Regions from separate parts of the Homo sapiens genome. Here regions 2, 3 and 4 are each linked to region 1. The links are chromatin loops, found by intact Hi-C in ENCODE. Cell type or tissue: ascending aorta. All regions are shown on one strand. Region 1 overlaps LDLRAD4 (low density lipoprotein receptor class A domain containing 4). Region 2 overlaps LDLRAD4 (low density lipoprotein receptor class A domain containing 4). Region 3 overlaps LDLRAD4 (low density lipoprotein receptor class A domain containing 4). Region 4 overlaps LDLRAD4 (low density lipoprotein receptor class A domain containing 4).

Region 1 (5,000 bases):
GCTTCCATTTTACAGCCAAGGAAACTGAGGCTCAGGGGCTTTAAGTAACTGCCTAAGTCACACACAGCCTAGAATGAGGTGAACCCAATGTGGCCAGAGCCCAGACTTTTGTCCTCTGGCCCCTTTGTATAAGGCTCTTGTTTGAGCATGTTTGAAACAGTGTGGGGCTGGGCACTGCCTGTGCAGTAAACTCCCAGCCACGATGTCCCCCATGGGGCACCCCCAGGCCAGCAGCCACTTGTGTGTGGTGCCCAGATGCAGGACAGAGGCCATAGATTGAAAAGGAGGTGACCTAGCTGAGGCTCAGCTAGAATTCTGTGCAGTACAGTCAGCATTTATTGGGTACCTGCTGTATTCTAGTCCCCATGGTCAATGCCAAGGATAATCAGGAAGCGTTGTCCAGAAACACCTGCAGAGGCAGACGAGACACAAGGATCTGGGCCCCATGGTGACAGGAGCTTGGTTTGTTTTGCTCACTGCTGTCTCCCCAGCTCCTAAAATAGTGCCTGCCAGAGTAATGACCCCACAAATAGCTGTTGAAATACTGAATGAAGAGATGCAGCTTTGGTGGCGTCCTGCAGGCCAGAGAGCAGGGAAGACTGTGGGCCGGCACAGGTGTCCCAGGGAAGCCTGCTGTGAGCTGACAGCAAGGAGTGGCTTGGCAAGGGAGATGAAAATTGTTTCGTACAAACAGCTTGTCGGTTCATATTCTTTTCTATTCCCACCAAAGAATGAGACAGCTCCCCCTCCCTTCCTGCCCACACTTGTTAGCCTATGGTCTGACCCCCTTCTTGTTTGCCTGTCATGCCCATTTTAAGCTGATTTTATCTGAAGAAAGCTGGAGTGGGGGAGATCCCTGGGTGTGGAGGATTGCAGAGGCCTGCCCCTGCCCGCCAGCCCCCTGCCCGCCAGCCCCCTGCCCGTCAGCCCGAGCCCTCACGCCAGGCCACAGTGGGAGCAGAACCTCTACGGGGGTGGGGCTGGGTTGGGAGGGGCATTGCCGCTGCTTGGCTGGTGGCCACAGTGGAGGTGTCTGTGATGTGCTCAGACCGGGCTCAGACCAGAATGCACGTCTGCTCAGGGATCATCTGCCCCTGGGCCAAGCCCTGACCCTTTCCCATTCCCTTGTGCATGTGGGTGCTGTGGGAATGGCCTGGTTCGGGCCCTGGAAAGCAGAGATCTTCCCAGTATTCCCTGATTCCCAGCGAGCGGCTGGTGCAGGTGTGCACGGCTGTCTTCCTAGCATTGCAGGCTCTCCCTCCTGAGCCAGTGTCTCCTGTGGCCGCTGTGTGTAGACAGTGGAACTGGAAGCTTGGGCCAGGATCCAGACACCTGGTTCCAGCCCTGGCTTGCATTCCTCCCACACTCATCTTCAACCTGTCCCCTCTCCCTGAGCCTCTGGATCGCCTCCTCCACAAAGCACAGGGGTCGGATATATGACTCCTTGCGGCTTCCTCTGCTGCTAGATCATATGAGTCGATAATTATAGACTTACTAATGCATTAAGGACAGTTATCCTGTTTATTTTAGGGGGAACTCTCTCCAACTTGGTTTGAATATAGCCTCAGGATTTATCAAGTGTTGGATTTGTCAAGGTGACATTTTAAAGAATGTTCTAATATAATTATTGCTTTTCCTGTTTGCAGCCTGTGTGTGTCTTTGAATCGATGTTTTGGGTTTTGTACTTGCTTCCTGAATTGGTGACCTACAGCAAGGCACTACGCTACCCTGAACTACATTATGCTGAACAAGTAACCAGATCCCACTGAGCTACCCAGGGTGAGGATGGCTTGGAGGTTGTGTTACAAAAGCTACATGTTATTTTGCCCCCCCACATCACAGAGATGAAAAGTAGCATGAAAAATTCATCACACTCCAACTCAGTCTTCCCTGGCTATAGGCAGCCTGTTTCTCTGACTTGCTCTCAGATTTGCATTTCCATGTGGATTTTCTGTGCTTCTGCACTGTGTCCCTTTCTTTTGTTTCTCTTTAGTTTTTTTTTTTTTTTTGAAGAGACAGGGTCTTGCTATGTTGCCCAGGCTGGAGTGCAGTGGTGCAGTCACAGCTCACAGCAGCTTTGAACTCATGGGCTCAAGCAGTCCTCCTGCCTCAGCCTCCCCAGTATAGGTGTGCACAGCCATGCCCAGCTAATTTTTATATTTTTAGTAGATATGGGGACTTTCTATGTTGGCTAGGTGGGTTTCAAACACCTGGGCTCAAGCAATCCTCCTGCCACAGCCTCCCAAAGCACTGGGGTTACAGGCGTGAGGCACCGTGCCCGCCCACTGTATCCTTTTTTATGCCCATTTGCCCTCTCTCTCGGCCAGAGACATGGCCATAGGGGACTTTTTGGAATGGGAGGGACCTCCAGTTTCACCTCCTCATTGTATAAAAGAGGAGATGGGAGCCAGGGCCGGGAGTCACCACGGGTACCAGAAGCAGAGTGGGTCCCCTACCTGGGGCTCTCTGCCTACGGCTGGCTGCCTGGAGGCAGAGGTGTTTTATTTGTAGCACCTCCTTTTCTTTACTGTTAGGAGATCTTGAGACTGACTGGCCGTTGCCAAGGTCTGCACTATCCATGAGCTCTGAGGCACTCACATGGAGACGTGTGACATCTCCCTTGGTGGGACACCTGGTCCCAGCTCAAGTTGGAAATAGCTTCTCAAGGGTCTTTTCCCCACTTTTTCTCCCATCTGTCTCATGACAAGCCCTTTGCCTCTTTGATCCTAAATGAACATAGGGTGAGATGATGCATAGGTGAGCTGTGCCGTGCAGCTCTCAAACATGGTCATTTTTATTTTTTTTAAATTTTGCAGCAGAGCCCCAGTTTGCCGAGGTTTAGAATGACCTCTTTGGTTGGCAGCGTTCCTTTCTCCCTGGAACTTCTCTGGTGGGTAGAGTGGCCAGGGATCGGCATCCACAGGCCGGGGCTCGGCCCTGAGCGTCTGTGGGGCCTGGAGCAGTCGCCATGGCTGTGGAGCTGTCACCTAGGTAACCGACATTCCGCCAGCGAAACAGTCTGTCCACAGCAGGAGGAAATAAAAAATGAAACTGCAGCGTCAATTCTTTATGCACTACGGTTTTTTGAGTGCTACTTTGATTTTGGAAAAAAGGCTGTTTCACTTCTCCATTGGATTTTGGCCTCCGTGCCCCTGTGTGACCCTCACATTTCCTGAACCCCATGTATCTGTTTTTACAGTGTCTTTTAATGAAAGATATAATACGGACACAGTTCAGTTTGTATTCCTGAATGACTCTGAGGAGGACTGCGTTTCATATAAGTTTTTGTGAATAACTGGTAAGGCAGACATACCCTGTAACTTACTTGGTTAGGTTTGTGAGTGTTCATGTTTTTAAAATGTCCCTTCCTGTGGGGGTGTTTTTCCATTTGACGTGCTCTATTTCCTTAGTAACTGTTGCTCTGTTATGGGAGGGACTTAATGACATTTTTCAAGTGCAATATTGAATTAATTTATTTCCTGGTTAGTCCTGCCCATCTTCCCAGTATAAATAGAACCTCCATGTGTGTGTGCGTGTGTGTGTGCGTGTGTGTGCGTGTGTGCATGTGTGTGCGTGTGTGTGTAGAATGATGACCATGTGCTTGCTGCCTTGGGGGGGATCTTGACTGTGACCTTGCGTCCTGGGTAAGTTGCCTCTTCCTGTATTCCCCCCTCTCCTTCTCTCTTGATTTAAGCTACTTGGGTTTAGGGAGCTTCCTGGGCCTCAGGAGTAGCATGGGAAGCAGTGCCTTCAGGGCAAGAGGCCCAGGGTCAGTCCTGCTCTCCTGCTGCCAGTGTTGGGCGCAGTTCTTGCGCCTCCATGGGGCAGCGCTTGCTCTCTCTCTGTAGCCTGAGGGCATTTAAGTCAATGACCTCTGAAGGCCTTTGCTGGATAGGACTTTGTGGGAAGTGTAAGTGCAGCAGGCTCACCACTTGTAATCATCATCTCAACTCTTCTAGTGGGGTGGTGGGAAAACCAGCCCGGAGGGTCCCAGCCAAGCAGGCTGAGGAGCAGCACCTCCACCTGGGAAATGCCCCTTGCCAGGCGCAGCTAGGGCTGGGTTAATTGTGTAGGTGTTTGCTGAGCCTTCTCTGCGCTGTGTATAGTACTCAGGGAAGCTTCACGTAAGTGTCTTCCTTCACTCATGTGTTCGCTCAGGAAATACGTATTTACTGGGCACCTGCTGGGTGCCAAGGGGAACTGGAGGATCTGCTGGCCACTGCCTTTGCTCTCATGGCACTTGTGGGGGAGACGGGCAGGCATGGTGCAATCAGGACACCCGTGTGGAGTCGCAACTGCAGATGTTTTGGGAAGCCGACCAGGTGCTGCGGGTTGTGTAGCAGGGTCTGGACTTAGACTGGGGGCCATCAAAGAAGCATCTCCAGGGAGGGTTGTTTGGGCTGAGACTGGAAAGCTGAGTGGCAGCTCATGAGCAGGAGGCTCACGAGAGCAGAAGATTGGAGGGACGGCCGGCAAGCAGCGTTTGTTCAGCTCCTCCAACTTTTACCCTTCCACGTGTTTGCTCCACAGATGCCCAGCATGGCTGTGCTGATTGCTGGTTGGTTTCTAAACTAAAAGCACACGTCTTGTCCAGAACAGGGCCTGCAGGCTTCTGCTGACTGTGCTGGCCCTCAGAGTTTTCTCTGGGTCCTGATCACCCACCCTGCGCTGCCTGTTGGTCACCTGACACACTTACTGAGTGCCGCTGGGTTCTGGCCCCTTCTGGGTGGTCACAGTCTTTCACTGAGCAGAACGAAGCTTGCACCTCTGCTGCGTATTCCTAGAAAGGGTAGCTAATCTTTGTTGCTAGCAGTGAGAAAGAAGACTTTTTACAGCATTTATAATTGCATTTTACCTTGAAAATTGCATTGGGGGAGACTCAGAGTGTATATAGGAATAGGCACGTTATCCATTGATGCGGTAACACAGCTGTGTTCACCCTGCTTTTGTTGGGAACCGCACACATCACTGTCCTAAAAATCCTGGCCATGACCACGCTT
Region 2 (5,000 bases), 55 kb after region 1:
ATTCACAGAAAACCTTAAGATATTCCATTTCCCCCCTAGTTTTAGGGCTCCTAAAATTCCCTGTTTTTTCAAAGGTTATAAAATATTAGGACATTCCCTTTCTCTGAATCATTCTTTTCCTTTCTCCTCTCGCACATGGTATAACCCAACTGGCTGATGTTAGTTTGTACACAACTAGAATGACCTTCAGGACAAAAAAGGGTTTCCTCTCGATCCGATGGAAATCTCGGGTTTTATGTTCCACTACAGGTAATTTGTTCTCCAGCTTCGGGTAAGTCAGGCATTATCCCTGGCCTGCTTCCTCACCTGGGAGGTGAGGGGTGGATCAGTGTGTCTAGGTCCCTCTCAGCATTAAGATTTGATGACTCTGGGATAACTCCACAACACAGAAAAACCCATCAGAAGCTTTATGTAGAAATGCAGAGAAGCTGAATACCCTAAATGTGGAGAAGATTGTGTTATTACCAGAAGTGTTTACAGCGATTCTAAAGTCTGTTGTTGACTCTGGAAGTTGTTTCTCCTAAGTTTTTTTTTTTTTTAATAAGAAATCAAATAGGAAATTTTGGCAAAGAGGAATGCCACTTTCTTCACTTAGAAGGGCATGACTTTTTTTTAAGAAGAGGAGTGATTTAAATCTTATAGGTTATAATACGTCTATAGCTCCTGGAGGAGACACTGGTTCCTGAGCAACTCATTCTGTATTCCAGTCCAGTATTATACATCTGAGGTTGCCATGAATTTGTCACCAAAATGTTTCTAATGTTTAACAATCCATGATTTCCCTCAACTTCTAGCTTGGCAGAAATACTCAACAAGTTCCACAAAGAATAGACAACATATTTTTAAAAATTTTCCATTGTCTTTCTCTGACTTGAGTTTTACTTCATGGAGGACCCTCTCTGGTTCTAGTCTGTCAAAGTGTAGTTTAGGGGTCAAAACTACATTGGTTCCAAAGTTTCCCAAATAGCCCATTGACAGAACAGAGCTCTAGCGACTGGGCCCTGTAGTCAGCAATTATCCAAATACCTGCTTATTTTAAGAGATTGTATTTTAGTTTTCTTCTTTGTAAATTAGCAAATACCAAATAAACATTCCAATAAAATACCATTAACTAAAGAGGAGGCTTGCTGTATGTGAGCTACCTCTTTCTCAGTAGACAGTGGTTCTCCATCTGCGCTGCCCATTGGAGCCAGGCCAGAGGGTGCCAGAAAACCCACGCTGTCTGACTGCACCTCAGGCCAGTGAGATAGGACCTGTCTGGGACTCTGACCCCAGCAGTGCTGAAAGACGTCCAGGTGATCCCAATATGCAGCTAAGAGGAGGGCCTTTCTCCTAGGGTTATCAGTTTGTTTGAAATATCACAATAATCTCGTGATTAGAGGACCTGAATGCACTGGGCTTTTGGGTGGCACAGTGTGCTGGGGACAGCCTGTCCGGAGTTGGGATGGAGGTGGAAGCCTGCCTCTGTCAACACCAGTTTTGTTAAGTTGGACAGATATTTACTGTGCTCTGCAGTTCTCATTCCAGCTTTAGCATTAATTCTTAGCACTTAATCACATTACAGCAATTTTCTAGTATTTTCTATATCACATCAAGAAGCCAATAAATTAAAATTCTCAATCTGGTCATTCTGATTCCAGTGGCCATGTGATGGAAAGACCTTACTCTGATATTGGGCTAATGACTCACTGCTGAGATTTAGATTTTATAAATTTGATTTTTTTTAATTTTTAATTTTTTAGAGACTGGATCTTGCTCTGTCACCTGGGCTTGGGAGCAGTAGCATGATCATAGCTCACTGCAGCCTGGAACTTCTGGGCACAAACGATCCTCTTGCCTTAGCTTCCTGAGTAGCTGGGAGTACAGGAGTGTGCCACTGCACTTGGCTAATTTTTAAACTTTTTTGTAGAGACAGGGTCTCGCTTTGTTGCCCAGGCTGCTCTAGAACTCCTGGACTCAAATGATCCTCCTGCCTCTGCCTCCCAAGTGTGGAGAGTGTAGGTATGAGTCACTGTACCCAGCTGAATTTGAAATTTAATAGGTTGATGTTGTTTCCGTTATCTAAGAAGTAAGAGCCAAGCACATTAGTAGCACAAGCCTTGTTAGTGTTTCCTGAGTAAGGTTGAGCCTACTTAAGACAACAAGTGATTTGGGGAACTTTGTTATGCATGGGGCCATGCCCATTACAAGTGAGTCTCTCACATTCCTTAAAGTGGATTTGGAAACTGAGGCAGTGCTATGAGATGAGGCAAAATGGAATAAAATGGGAAGAATAATATCTGCTCTAATTATTTCACAGGGTTCTTATGAGGCTCAGATCAAATTATTCATTTATTCAACAAATGTGTGATTCACCGAGTGCCTGTCACAGGCTGGGCGGCCCTCTAGATTATGAAGGAGATAAAGAAGGGAAATGTTTGGCCTTGGAAGGAGCAGCAAATTAGTCACTGCTCATATTTTTAAAATAGTTCATGTCATAAGCTCTTTGAAGAGGGCTAGCTCATTCACTTCCGAGTTTCCATGTCTCAGTACCTAGCACAGAACATAGAAGCGGCTAATATATTGGTTATATGAACGAATGAATGAGCCACAGAATTCATTTCCTTGCAAGCATGTCGTGTCTCCCCCCAACAAGTTAAAATTAGTGAAGTGTGGATGTGGTTTCATTTCTTGGGTAGTTTAATGTTCCACACCAACTTGAATATGGTAGTCTAACCTTGGATCCTTTCAAACCACAGCAATGGTGAACTTTTTAGTTAAGAGTTTGATTCAATTCAGATTAGTATTCCTTTTTCCCAATCACTGTTTTAGCAACACAGGGAGTACCTGTTTTCGGTTAATGCGCTTTTCATGTTTGGTATAAATCCATAGTCCAATATTTCTTTTGGAAAGGAAGATAAATTTTTCCCTTGACATCCCTTTTTTCCATTAAGTTAAAAAAATGTTACTTAGTAAATGTGATTTCAAACAGCTGGGTTTTAATCTTTCCACCTTATGGAAAGAGAGCGTTTGGCTCCAGCAGCACCCCCACCACGTGGCCCAGCCTCACTCTGCACACAGATTTTCTAACCTGGATGGCGCCGCTAGCGAGGCGCTTGTGGGTGTGCATTTGGGCTGTGTTCACATGTTATTCTAAACTAGGTCAGCAGCTCGGCTGGTTTCTTTTTCTATACTCTTTTAGGAGAATGTGAACAAATGGAGGATTATAATACGCTTTTTATACAGGTTCACAAAAATACTTTGAGGACTCTTAAGTTGTGTTTCTTTACAACAGGTGAAGGTTATTGTCTTGCGGGCCACAGTTCGCCGCTGAGAGGCAGGCTGGGCTCTCATGGGGTAGCCCCACACATGGTTAGCATCGCTGGAAGAGGCCTTGGTGTGCCGATGCCCAGCCTTTTATTTGAATGATTGAAAATCTGAGTTGAAAGGACCTTGGACTTGATCCAGGCCTGCCACCCTTATTCCAGACAGACAGAACCAAGGCCTGGAAAAAGGAAGAGGCTGTGACAGTCAGTGGCGGTGAGGAACCCGGGACTCCTCCAGAGACTCTGTCTTCCCGCTGTGTACTGAGTGGGCCGTGCTGTGTGAATCCTGCCAGCTTCTGTGGTTTCCTAGGGCCAAGCCCACACTCAGAATGCAGGATGACAGTCACTGTAAGATGTAATGGACCTTTCTGTGCTCAAGTGTATATAATTGTGTAACTTCCTTTATTCTTCATTGCTTAAATGGATAGTAATGTGTTAAGTGTGCAAATTTATTTTAAAGTCCTACAAAACTGAATTCCATTTTCAAATATTGATTCGTACAGACTTTAGGGAGCCTGTGTTCAGTGTGGCCTATAAGGATTTGGGTATGGGACCTGCCCTATTTTTATAGTTCACCAGCATGGCCCTTTAGCAGAAAGCACACATGATTTTCCCATGTTTTACATTGTAAATTCACTGCTACCCATGCCTGGTATTATGCCTGATTTTTCTTAGGCATGAGAGGAATGAACATCAGAGAGGTGAAATATGTTGTCCAGATTCTCACCACAGGACAGTGGCAAGTGGGAGATAAAATGTCTGAGTGTTCTTTTGTTAAGCCAGCGCTCCTGAGTTCTGATGGCCCCTGCCACGGCTGGCTGCACGGGCTCCCCCATTCTCGGAAGTGTGGAGAACTGCCAAGGATGTTTTCAAACCGAATAATAGAGCCCCACAGCTATGACTTTTGCAGAGCAGGTTGTGGAAAGAAAGAGAGCACCTGTGCTACTGTGTGGGCAGTGCCGTAGAGTGAGGCGTGCAAGGTGGGCCTCGGTGCCCCTGTGGAGTGCAGGAGGGCACCATCCTGTGTGTTTCAGACGAGGAAGGTCCTTACCCAGATGGCCCTTCTCTGAGTTTAGTGTCCTGGGCTCTCCAGATAGTCTGAGCTCCCAAACAATCATGGCATGCAAATGGGGGAAAGAAAAACCAACGACAGTCACAGCTCAAGAGCACCAAGCTTGCATTGACTGCTCCATGCTTTATATTGTACTTTTTCAGAGTGCAAATTCACCTGCACCAGTGGTAAATGCTTGTATCTTGGTTCGCTGGTCTGTAACCAACAGAACGACTGTGGGGACAACAGTGACGAAGAGAACTGTCTCCTGGTGACCGAGCACCCGCCTCCGGGCATCTTCAACTGTAAGTCTCTCCTCCCACCTGGGTGGCACTGTCTGATGTGGTTCTGAAACGGTTAGGAGGTGGGGTCACTGGGACATGGGAAGGAGGTTGTTTTCTGGTTAAGGAAAGAGATTTGCATTTTCACAAAGGAAATGTTTTCTTCTTTTAGGATAGAGGGACAGCATGTTCAAAAGTCAGAAATTTGTTCTGTTCTCTAAAGTGGTCAGCGGAGCTGTTTTGAAATAGGCTTTTGCTGTTTGTCTGAGCAATGCCTGGATTCCAGGAAATCATGTATTGATTTAGTATTCTTCATACCAACATTACTACTTCAGAAGTAATTTTAAATAAGCAAAGAAAGAT
Region 3 (5,000 bases), 110 kb before region 1:
GTCAGCTGCCCAGGTGAGCCCTTTTCTGGGCTCATCGCAATTTGTCAAAACGTGTGACAGGGATGAATAGCTCCATGCACCCAGGAGCAAGGCGTGCCACATCTCTTCATTTTTCTTGAGAAATAAATCTCCTTTGATCCCTGACTCACTGAGAAAGATGGGGTGGCTGATATCAGTCATCTGGGGACTGTCCTCCCCAGGCACGTTTCCGAGGACTTGTCACTCAGTCACACCTGGCCCCACTCCCCAGGGCTTCGTTGGCCATGGGTCCTGCTTGCCTGGTGCTGAGATCTTCTTCAAGGTCTGCTGAAGTCATCTCCTGTTGGGGTGGCCCTGGGACTCCACTCTGCTGCACACAGCTCAGGCCTCCAGGGGTCTTCCTCAGCCCCCTCCTCACTACTCCTGAGGTCTTTGCCCTCCCCTGGGTGGGTCCCTCTTCTCCTCCCACCCCTGAGCACTCAGCCTCCTCCTCACCCCCACGTGGATCTGCTCGATCTAGGTTTAGAGCTCTGGTTTTAAGCATCGATATGTTTAAGCATTATCTGGGGAGCTTGTTAAAAATACGGATTCCTGGACTCCACCCCAAGAGATTCTGACTCAGAAGCTTAGATGATGCCTGGCAGTGAACGTGTGTTTTAGCAAGAATGGCGGGCTCCTTGACACGGTTGTTCTGTAGTTTGGACAGTGAGTAGCACTCGCCCAGACCTTAAAAACAAAGGCTTTTTCGGGGCTTGTTTTTAGGGCTCCCCCGACTTCTTCCTGTGGACCCAGGAACACAGAAGATCATTTTGCTACAGAGTCCGCATAAGCCCTCTGCCCTCCAGCCCTGCATTCACAGCTAGCCTGGGAGCTCCTCGAGGGCAGGGCGTGGCTTCATTCCTCCTGCACAACTCCTGGTACCTCGCACTGGGTCCGTGGCCAGATGTGGGCAGGAGCAGTCTCGGGGACAACAGACACAGCCCGCTGAGGAAGGCACCCAACCCTGGGCTTGGCTTTCCTTTCCTTTCTGGCATGGGGCTCAGGTGTCCAGAGGCGGGAGGATTCCGAGGGTCTCTGGTGGCTGCCTTCTCCAGATTTGGGCTTGGACTGGGCACAGCTGGGAATCAGTTATGTTTTGTTTTGTTTTGAATTGGCATAGTGACCGTCTTAGGCAGAAGGCAGGCTGCCGCAGGGCCTCCACGCTCAGGCGCTGCCTGGCGATGGCTTCTCCGTGGAGGAGAGGGAACTGCTCTGAAGCAAGCCCAGCACCGCAGTCCTGGCCAGACCCGTGGGCAGATCCCTGGAGTCCTGTCCCCACACTACCCTTGGAGCTGCCTTCCGAGTGTAAGTTACAGTTTCAGTCACAGCCTCAGAGGTGGCAAGTCACTGACTAGGAAGAGAGTTGAAATGAACAGAATTCTGAGTAAGAGTAATACTAAGAGTTACAATTTTATGTTCCAGTGAGGTAGAAAATCTTTTACGTCGACTGAAGGCTAGATCTCCTTTCATGTGGAATCTCTTTGTGAAAGAACAGCATTTTCTGAGTTCACGCCTAGGTCTTGGTTAGAATCAACAGGGTAATGGTGGCAAGGGAGAGGTTTGTGAAAATATTCTCAGACTGCACTTGTGAATTATGAATGCGACTGCTAACATTGCTTTAGCAGTTCAGTGACACCTATCTTTGCAAAATGTACTTTCACTTGTAAGGGCCAAATAATTCTAATAGAAACATTTTTTGGTATGTAATTATGTAGATGTAGAGTGATACACTTTTTTTTTGCTGTGCACTTAAAAATTATCAAAGTAATGTTTGGAACGTCTGGAAACTCTACTTCTGATCACTGGTCAGTTTCACGCGTGTGTGTGTCTGTGTTGTATTGTTTTTAGTGTGTGCACACAGGCCTGCAGCCTTAGCAGTTACTGGAAGAGTGGTCTATCTCATTTATTTTAAAACCAGCATCACCCGTTCCACCTGTCACATGTGGTGGTGGAATTTGAGAAGAACGGGGACAGTTTGATCAGGATAGTGAAGCTGCCCAGGGGCATAGCCTGTGAATGCTAATTCACTTTCTGTAAACAACCTCTGCAGTGTTTGGTGTTTGCATGTATGAGATCAGCCGTCAGTTTTCGCTCAGATCCAGCTCCTGCTGCTGTCTAACTGAGATGAGCAAGCCTCACTTCAGACGTCGTGTGTAACCCAGCTACTTCATTTGTTCATTCTCATCTTTTGCTTTTCTGGAAGGTTTCAGCCAGAGGCTGGGGCCCCGCATTCTGGCTGGCTGATTGGAAATCACGCACATGTAAGGATTGTCCAGCAGCTTTCCTGGGGCCCCTGGTGACAGCTTGCATGCCATGAGAACTGGCACAGACTGTGAGTCACCCACTGTCCTTCCTGAGCTTTGACTTAAGGTAACATGGGCAGACCAATGCATTGTTTCTTTTTCTTTTAAAACAATTTTTTAGAGATGAGGCTTCACTATGTTGCCCAGGCTAGACTTGAACTCCTCACTTCAAGCGATCCTCCCACCTCCCCTCTGTAGTAGCTGGGACGACAACTACTACCCCCAGTGCACCTGGCTTGACACATTCTTTTTAGTCTTTTGAAACTCTTGTACTTTCCAAGATGTGCCTGGAGAGATATTTTCCTCTTAAGTTTAAGACTATAGTTTTCTACTGATTTCCTTTGTTTTCCTGTCCCAGGGCAGAATATTTTGTTCCTGTCGATGGACTGCAGATGGTGCCCACTCCGCCTCCCCTGCCAGTCTGTCCTGGACTCTCTATCCGTTTTCCTTAGTCTCAGTTCCTCCTTTACCCTCCTCCCCCCTCGGCTTGACTCTTCTCCCTGCTTCCCTCCCCTGTTGGGATTCTGGCCTAGTGGGAGATGGTTTCATCTGAGCATCTGAAAATATGGGGCTTCTTGGTCTTTATATGCACATCTGAGCATGCTACTGAAGGCAGAGGAAGGGAGATCTCTTAGGGAGTCAGCACATGCAAAATGCTGTGCCTTCAGACTGCCTCTGCTACCTCTTACAAGGAGCCTCACACCGCAGGCTGCCCTTTAGCTGTTCCCTTGGAATGCAGCCTTGTTAAGTCACTGCCAGCGTTTCCCCTCTTGGCGTCCCTTTCTCTTACCTAAGTTGTTAACTCCAGACTTCGCTGCTTTCTTAAAGGCTAAAGTAATGGGCAGAGTAAAACCCTGAAATGTTTAGAAGCTATGCAGTATTATATTGTAAACCTGTAAAAATTCTTAACAAAGTTAGTGGCTTGGAAAGATTTTCATGAGAACTTCAGCTAAAAGGCAGTAAAGTAAATGCCTTAAAATAACTAAACTTTGGCTTATAACAAGGCCATTGTTTGGCAGTGTCCACTTTTTAAAGACTTTCCAGAACTTGGAGGAGGAAATGATCCTGAGACAAAGTAGTGATTTAAAAAATGAAGACAGTAAATTAACATTGACATTATTCGCCAACAATTGATTTCTTGTCTTCCAACTTTTTACCCTGCATTCTGAATAAATTGGACCATGTGAGGAACTAGAAGATTAACTTTAGGGTTTTTGTTTGATTGAAATTGGTTTTGCAGAAGTGGAAATTTGGCAGCATGTATGGAAACCAGTAAATCAGTTTACAGTGTTCTGTGCTTCTTAGTTTATGAAACCCACAAGAATGAGGAAAGGCTGCATGTCTTTGAATGCGAGAGGGCTGAACTAATGTAGGGTTTGCCTTTTCTGGAAGTTTATTTTTACCCTTATTAATTTAGTAGCTTGTAGAGCAGCATGTCCAAACTTTAACTAGTTAATAGTGGCTCCCAAGCTGAGCAAGATTTCAATGCCAATGGTTATTTTTCAGTGGTCTCATAGAGAAAATACTGGGAAATATTCTAAGAATGGTGTAAAATGAAGAGGAACTTGGTAATTTTTTAAAACACTGGCTCAATGAAATGTAAGCAGCTGGCTTACACACAGTGACAATCTTTACAATCAGATATTGTGCTCTGAACTAGTGCTCTGATGAGGTAGTAGAAGCATGTCTCTATTTTCAATTAAAATGATCCGTTAATGTGGGAATATTTGGAGCATCTGTGTCTTTTCAAATGAACCGGGGTAGATGATCTTTTTTTTTTTTTCCTGAGGGGAAGCCCATTTGCGTGGTGGCTTCTGCTGGTAGCATCCGTGCCTGTTTCCCAGCCTGCTGGGGCCCTAGCGAGCTGTCCGACGTCATGTGCTCACACTTGGAGTCAGTCTGAGTCGGCAGTGTGGGAGTTCCTTCCAGAGAGATGTGTTCTTTTCATCTTGAATGGTTCATAGGTTTCTGCAGCAGGCATGGTCTCATTCTCAAACTCAGTGTCCTCACAGCCTTCTTCGACCCCTTCCTCCTGGTATCCCCTTGGATGTTCTGTCCTCCATCCTCCCATGTGGCCCTGTCCGTCACCTGACATCCATGTTAACATGCTTATGGGTATCACTCGAATAGCTGCCTTCACAGCAGGCTCTTGCTGCTGTGGATTTGAACAAGTATTTGTAGAGGAGTCAAGGCAGGCTACCTTGATCTGCAAACACACCAGGGCTGTCTAGAGCCGTGTCACTGGACCGCTGTGCTGGTGTCTCCTGGGGGCTTGCTAGAAATGTGGAGGCTGGGCATGGTGGCTCACATCTGACATCTTAGCACTTTGAGAGGCCAAGGTGGGATGATCTCTTGATCCCAGGAGTTTGAGACCAGGCTGGGCAACACAGCAAGATCCTGATTGTACAAAAATTTTAAAAATTAGCTGGGCCTGGTGGCGTGCCTACCTGTGATCACAGCTGCATGGGAGGCTGAGGTGGGAGGATCACTTGCACCCAGGAAGCAGAGCCTGCTATGAGCTGTGATGGCTTCACTGTAATCTAGCCTGGGTGACTCTGTCTCTTAAAAAAAAAAAAAGAAAAGGAAAAAAAGAAAAGGAAATGTAGAACCTTGGGGCTCACTACAGATGTGTAGAGTCTGAATTGGCCGGGTCGAGAGGGCAAAGTATGCTCGTTCCAG
Region 4 (5,000 bases), 63 kb before region 1:
AGGGCATTTTCAGACAAACGGAATCAGACAGAACTTGTCACCAGAAGAACTATAGTAGAAGAAATTATTAGGGAAATTCTTCAGGCGGAAGGATAAAGGGTCCTGATGGAAGCATGGGAATGTAGGAGGGAATGCAGAGCCACGTAAACAGCAAAGCCACGGGTGGTTCTGAGTGGACAGCGACTACCTGTCACCAGCAAGTCACAGCAGTGCCTTGTGGGGTGTGATGTGCAGGCAGAATTAAAACACATGATGGTAACAGCCTTGAGGGTGGACGTGGAGGGTGGGTGCTGCTGTTGTTAGGGAAGCTGTTGGAGAACTAATTTCTCTTGGGAACTAGTGAGTTAGGACACATGTTACAATCTCCAAAGTAACCACTAAAATACTAATAATGCATGATGCATGTGGTGACAGAGGAGGGAAAACTGAACCGATAAGAAGTACTCAGTGAATCCAAAAGAAAGTAAGAAGGGAGAGATGTACAAACCAAACAGATGGGATAAATAGAAAACAGATAGCAACATGGTCAGTTTTCACTCAAACACTTCATAATTACATAAAATGCAACTGAACTAAATATGCCAGTTAATACCGAGATTGTCAAACTGAATATTTAAAAAATTGCTGCTTACGATAGACGTGCTTAGATGAAGGAATCCAGAAGGCACGATAGTGAAAGGAGGGAGAAGGATGCCCGGTGCACACACTAGCCATAAGGAAGCTGGTGCACCAATGTCAGGTGAAGCAGACATCAAAGCATCGGGCATTGCCAAAGATAGCAGCTTCTCACAGTGGTAACAGGTGAATTCCCAAGGATGATAGTTTACTGTAAAGGCAGGGTCTATAGCCACAAAAAAGATATTTCTTAAATTGCCCCTACACGTATCCTAAGCTCTCAGGGATAGCTTCAACCTGTAGAGACTCCCAGTTTCTTTAGCCCGAAGCCTAAGGTACACATCCCCAAAGCAATTTGGATGGAAGATCCTGACCTGCTCAGCTATTCAGATGATTTTTTTACTGAAAGAGTATTTCATTTTTGTCTCAATTCATTTTGATGGACTTACAGATAAGATTTCTTCACTAGAAGGCATTCATCACTTAAAAAATTAATATTTGAAATTGGTTATCCTTTATCTTTTTAATAAATTGAACAATTAGGATTGGTAGAACAATGGTACACCTGTCTATTTTCCGTGGGTGCCACTGGGAAGACCTTACAGTATTGTTGAAGTGTATCTGTTGAACCTGGCAACATTCAAGGCAGGCTGAGTTAAAGAAAGCACGTCACAAGACAGTATGTGCACTGTGATCCCACTTCAGTTAAAAATGTGTATGTTTATATTCATATAGAGAAAAGTCTGGAAGAATAACCCAAAATATAAGTAATGTTTCTGTCTGAGTGGTGGGATTATGGGTGATTTTATCTTCTCTGTTTATTTCTATTTTTGTATTTTCTCCAATGAACGTTTGTTACTCCTATAATAAAAATAAAAGCCATTTAAGAAAAAATTTTTTATCATATGACACCAACTGTTTCTACTAGAGGAATCTATGTCTTCTTTTAATCTTTATCAGTGTACACAGTTGAATTTCACATTATGTTAAATATTTGTCTCTCTGTGTCATCTGGAATAGAATTTTCTGCATTACCGTGTGGTTGAGTATACATCTGCCACTCGTCCGGTCCCTCGCTTCCTGTCCTTGTGAAGTCACTGTTCCCTGAGTGTTGTCAGCACTGGGAGGGTTCAGCGCAGGGGTCCCTTCAAGGCAGGACCGCTCACCTGGAGCTTCCGGCTTTCCCTGCGCACCACTGCCTCCTTCCCCTGCTGCCTGTGGCCATCGCTGATTTCTGGGGATGGAGCTTTAATTCATAGTGAAATCTTTTTTTTTTTTGAGACAGAGTCTCCCTCTGTCGCCCAGGCTGGAGTGCGGTGGCATGATCTCAGTTCACTGCAACCTCCGCCTCCCGAGTTCAAGCGATTCTCGTGCCTCAGCCTCCTGAGTAGCTGGGACTACAGGTGCATGCCACCACACCCGGCTAATTTTTGTATTTTTAGTAGAGACGGGGTTTTACCATACTGGTCAGGCTGGTCTCGAATTCCTGACCTCAGGAGATTTACCTGCCTTAGCCTCCCAAAATGCTGGGATTCATAGTGAATCTTAAGTGTGACCTCATAAAATAGAATAAATGCCCATCCATAAGACTAAAATTTCTTGTGTTTTTCTCCTTCTGAGTTTAAAATGGCACTGGATGACAAATGGAAAGCTTGATGCTGCTCTTAATGTGCCGCTAGGCATTCCGGGGATTTCAAAGCCAGTGGACGGGAGGTGGCCTCTGCCAGTGTCTGTCTGGTGTCTGTCTGTGTCACTGTGGTGCTGCCTGGGCCACAGACCTAGGCAGGACCCTGGGTGATGGAGCTCCTGTCTGGTGGGTGTGTGTGGGCAGTGCTGTTCCTGTCCACGTTAGAAAAGCCCTCTTACTTTACACTGAGTCATGCTCCCTCTCCACCACGGACCGCAGTCCCCTTCCCTAGTGACTCGCTGTCCCCTTCCTTTGTTGCGCAGCTTTCTGGCTTTAAATGAGGAGAGCTTAAGAATGGATGGGGAGCTCAGCACTCACAGTAACTGTTGGTGAACTCAGGGCCTGCTACGTCTGGAACACATCAAGCCATTTAGTGGGTGAGGTCATTCACTGTTTTTAAATGCTGCTGCAGCTCTTATTTCTCATGAAGCCCTTTATACCTATTAAATACTTCATAGTATTGATTAACTTAGCTGCTGCTCCTCTCTGTCATGGCACCTTTTGCTCATGTGGACTTTATGGTGCAGAAACACGAATCGATTGTCGTAATGAACAACACCCCTCTGAAGTGGCCACGGCGGGTATGATTCGTCCCAGTTCACGGGCGAGTAACAGAGGTGCGCAGTGGCGGGGCAGCTGGCCCAGGTCGTGCAGCTGCTGTGCGTGAGCCAGCTCGCTCCTGAGTTTCCTTTTGTTTGACAGCATTTTGTTTACAGACACCACACCAATCCTTGGTCTTGGATACATCAGAAAAGTTGGAGTTCTAGAGGTGGGTGGAGGCAGGACTTGTACCCTCTCCCTGCAGCAAAGACAAATTCATTAAGCATTTGGAACACTTGTTAAGTTCAGTTTGTCTCTCTCTAAAAGTTATCACTAGATGACTCTCTCATTTTTGTGTGTGCGTGTTTTAGATTTGCCTGTAACTTACGACCAGGGATACTGGCTTTCTATTTATGGTAGTAATAGCAGTTCTCCTTTTAAATAAACTTATTTTCAGCCAAAAGAGTGATTAGGTCTATCAAAAAATGATAAGGAAATAAACAGTACAGATCGTCTATATTTATGGCAAAAACCATGAAAAGGGCATTCCAGGGGCTGAATTTTGGAAACCCCGCATGAGATGACCTTTGAGGTCAATATTTCCGGGAACAGTTGCCTCATAGCTCTGAGACTTACGATTTAAAGCTCAGGTCATGAGACATTACTTGAGGCCACTATGTCTCATTTCTATTATAATTTTTATAATAAATGATTCCTTGACTGATATACCCAAGGGAAGAAAGGATGAAAAACCAAAACCAAAAAACTATGTGTGGCCTATTCACAGAGTATAAAAAATTATGTTTTGAGTTGAAAACAGTGTTGTCTGCATTGTTGCAGGAATCATAGTTGACTCCATCCTGAGATTTCAACTTTAGGATGAGATAACATATTTTATTGCATATCTGATCATAAGATCTTCTGTAGTTTTATACATCGTTTCTGTTTACAAGAGAGAATGCTGCGCCTCTGAGGGAAAAGAATCATTCGCAAGTCTTTTAGCTGCATCTCTGACTTGGCGAATCCTGCTTTCAAGATTGCATTAGTCGTATTAGGTGACTGACACTGTGAAGTCCTGTGTTGACGTAATCTGTTGCCTTTTCTTTATTTTTACGTTTCCGCTGCCTCTCATCTAGGAAGGAGCCTTATGAATGAACACATTGAAAAGTCATCCTTTAATTGAGGGAAGAGACTACTTTTAACCCTGTCTGAGCCTGCTGCTCTCCCCCTGGGACTGCAGTGACCAGTGCTCTCAAACTGCTTGGCATAATTCCTTATGGAAGAGTGAATCCCCTCTGATAGAGGGTAATCCTGACTTTGTTTGAATTCTTCCAGTAACAGAGAGCTCAGCCTGTAAGAAGGTGGCCCAAGTTGCTTTCTGGACACTTGTAGTTTTAGAAGCATCTTCTGTCCTGTGACGGTGAGGAAGGTCACTGCAGTCCCCAACAGTGAGGCTCAGCACAGGCTGTGGGAATCCCGCTGCCAGGTGCAATGGCAGGGTGGAGCCGGGGAGCAATGGGGCAACTCTACGTTTGAGTAACGTGTGACGTGTTGACCTCATTGTTCCCTGAGTGTCACAAATGCCCATGGCATCTGGTAGACCGTGTTCAAGTTTAATTCAGGAGTTCAAAGCCTAACAGGATTGTTGTCATTCCCTCCCAGTGGGACCCTCCAGAAGGTGGCTCCTCTCCGTGACTGGACATAACAAGCCACGCCTGTGTCTGCAGGTGGGGAAAAGTAAATTGGAGGCCAGGCATGAATGCACTGTTTCAGTGAGCCCTAGTGAGTTCAGTGTGGAGAGCGTAGTTGGAGATACTTGGTTTTGCAGCTCCCCCGCCCTCTTGTGTTGATGAAGGCAGCAAGCAGAGGTGGTTAACTTCGGCCCGAGCATGCTGCAGGACTCCGAGAGACTGGCTCCCTGGGTCTTCTCTGGCCCAGCAGACAGGCTGCCTGCTGCAGACAGGCCGGTCTCCTGCCCCTACCCGCCGTCTGCACACTCAGCCCTGCATCTCCCCCAGAGGCCTATGCGCGGTTTGGCTGCCCGGCCAGGTTCCTCCTGAACATTATGAGTCTGTGATTTCAGATGTAGCTGCAAACGTTTCCAAAGCCTATCTCTGGGCCTATCGCCGTGTGATGTTTTAAAACCATAGTTTATTTG

What was found. A loop is a pair of places that touch in the nucleus more often than their neighbours do. Peaks named below come from ENCODE experiments on the same cell type or tissue, not always from the same donor. Only the 100,000 strongest peaks of a DNase experiment are listed, where the experiment ranks them.
Region 2: it touches region 1 in a loop (3-fold over the local background); 20 of 110 quality-filtered maps call a loop at or near these places.
Region 3: it touches region 1 in a loop (3-fold over the local background); 23 of 110 quality-filtered maps call a loop at or near these places.
Region 4: a loop joins it to region 1, with 4 times the contacts of the local background. A loop is called at or near these places in 11 of 110 quality-filtered maps.

The regions. Positions count from the first base shown.
Region 1 is chr18:13,379,084-13,384,083 of GRCh38, forward strand. The region is part of intron 2 of LDLRAD4 (low density lipoprotein receptor class A domain containing 4); the gene reads left to right. Among named protein-coding and RNA genes, the nearest start is that of LDLRAD4-AS1, 46 kb to the right of the region's middle. RefSeq lists enhancers at 733-1,234, 1,235-1,734, 2,426-3,050. In ascending aorta, no CTCF peak of the experiment used is centred here; DNase peaks (open chromatin) are centred at 2,968, 3,548, 4,168 and 4,598; H3K4me3 peaks cover 1,421 bases; H3K27ac peaks cover 4,596 bases.
Region 2 is chr18:13,433,724-13,438,723 of GRCh38, forward strand. It overlaps LDLRAD4 (low density lipoprotein receptor class A domain containing 4), which reads left to right. Exons shown (of 7, transcript NM_001378100.1): 4 at 4,521-4,661. Among named protein-coding and RNA genes, the nearest start is that of LDLRAD4-AS1, 8.7 kb to the left of the region's middle. In ascending aorta, no CTCF peak of the experiment used is centred here; DNase peaks (open chromatin) are centred at 2,001, 2,378 and 3,531; H3K4me3 peaks cover 883 bases; H3K27ac peaks cover 4,825 bases.
Region 3 is chr18:13,265,472-13,270,471 of GRCh38, forward strand. All of the region lies in intron 1 of LDLRAD4 (low density lipoprotein receptor class A domain containing 4), which reads left to right. Among named protein-coding and RNA genes, the nearest start is that of C18orf15, 28 kb to the left of the region's middle. RefSeq lists an enhancer at 440-1,002 and a silencer at 2,899-3,193. In ascending aorta, no CTCF peak of the experiment used is centred here; DNase peaks (open chromatin) are centred at 887, 1,210, 3,040 and 4,202; H3K4me3 peaks cover 1,733 bases; H3K27ac peaks cover 5,000 bases.
Region 4 is chr18:13,316,387-13,321,386 of GRCh38, forward strand. All of the region lies in intron 2 of LDLRAD4 (low density lipoprotein receptor class A domain containing 4), which reads left to right. Among named protein-coding and RNA genes, the nearest start is that of C18orf15, 79 kb to the left of the region's middle. RefSeq lists enhancers at 2,426-2,927, 4,394-4,893. In ascending aorta, no CTCF peak of the experiment used is centred here; DNase peaks (open chromatin) are centred at 2,384, 2,505 and 3,453; H3K4me3 peaks cover 383 bases; H3K27ac peaks cover 3,786 bases.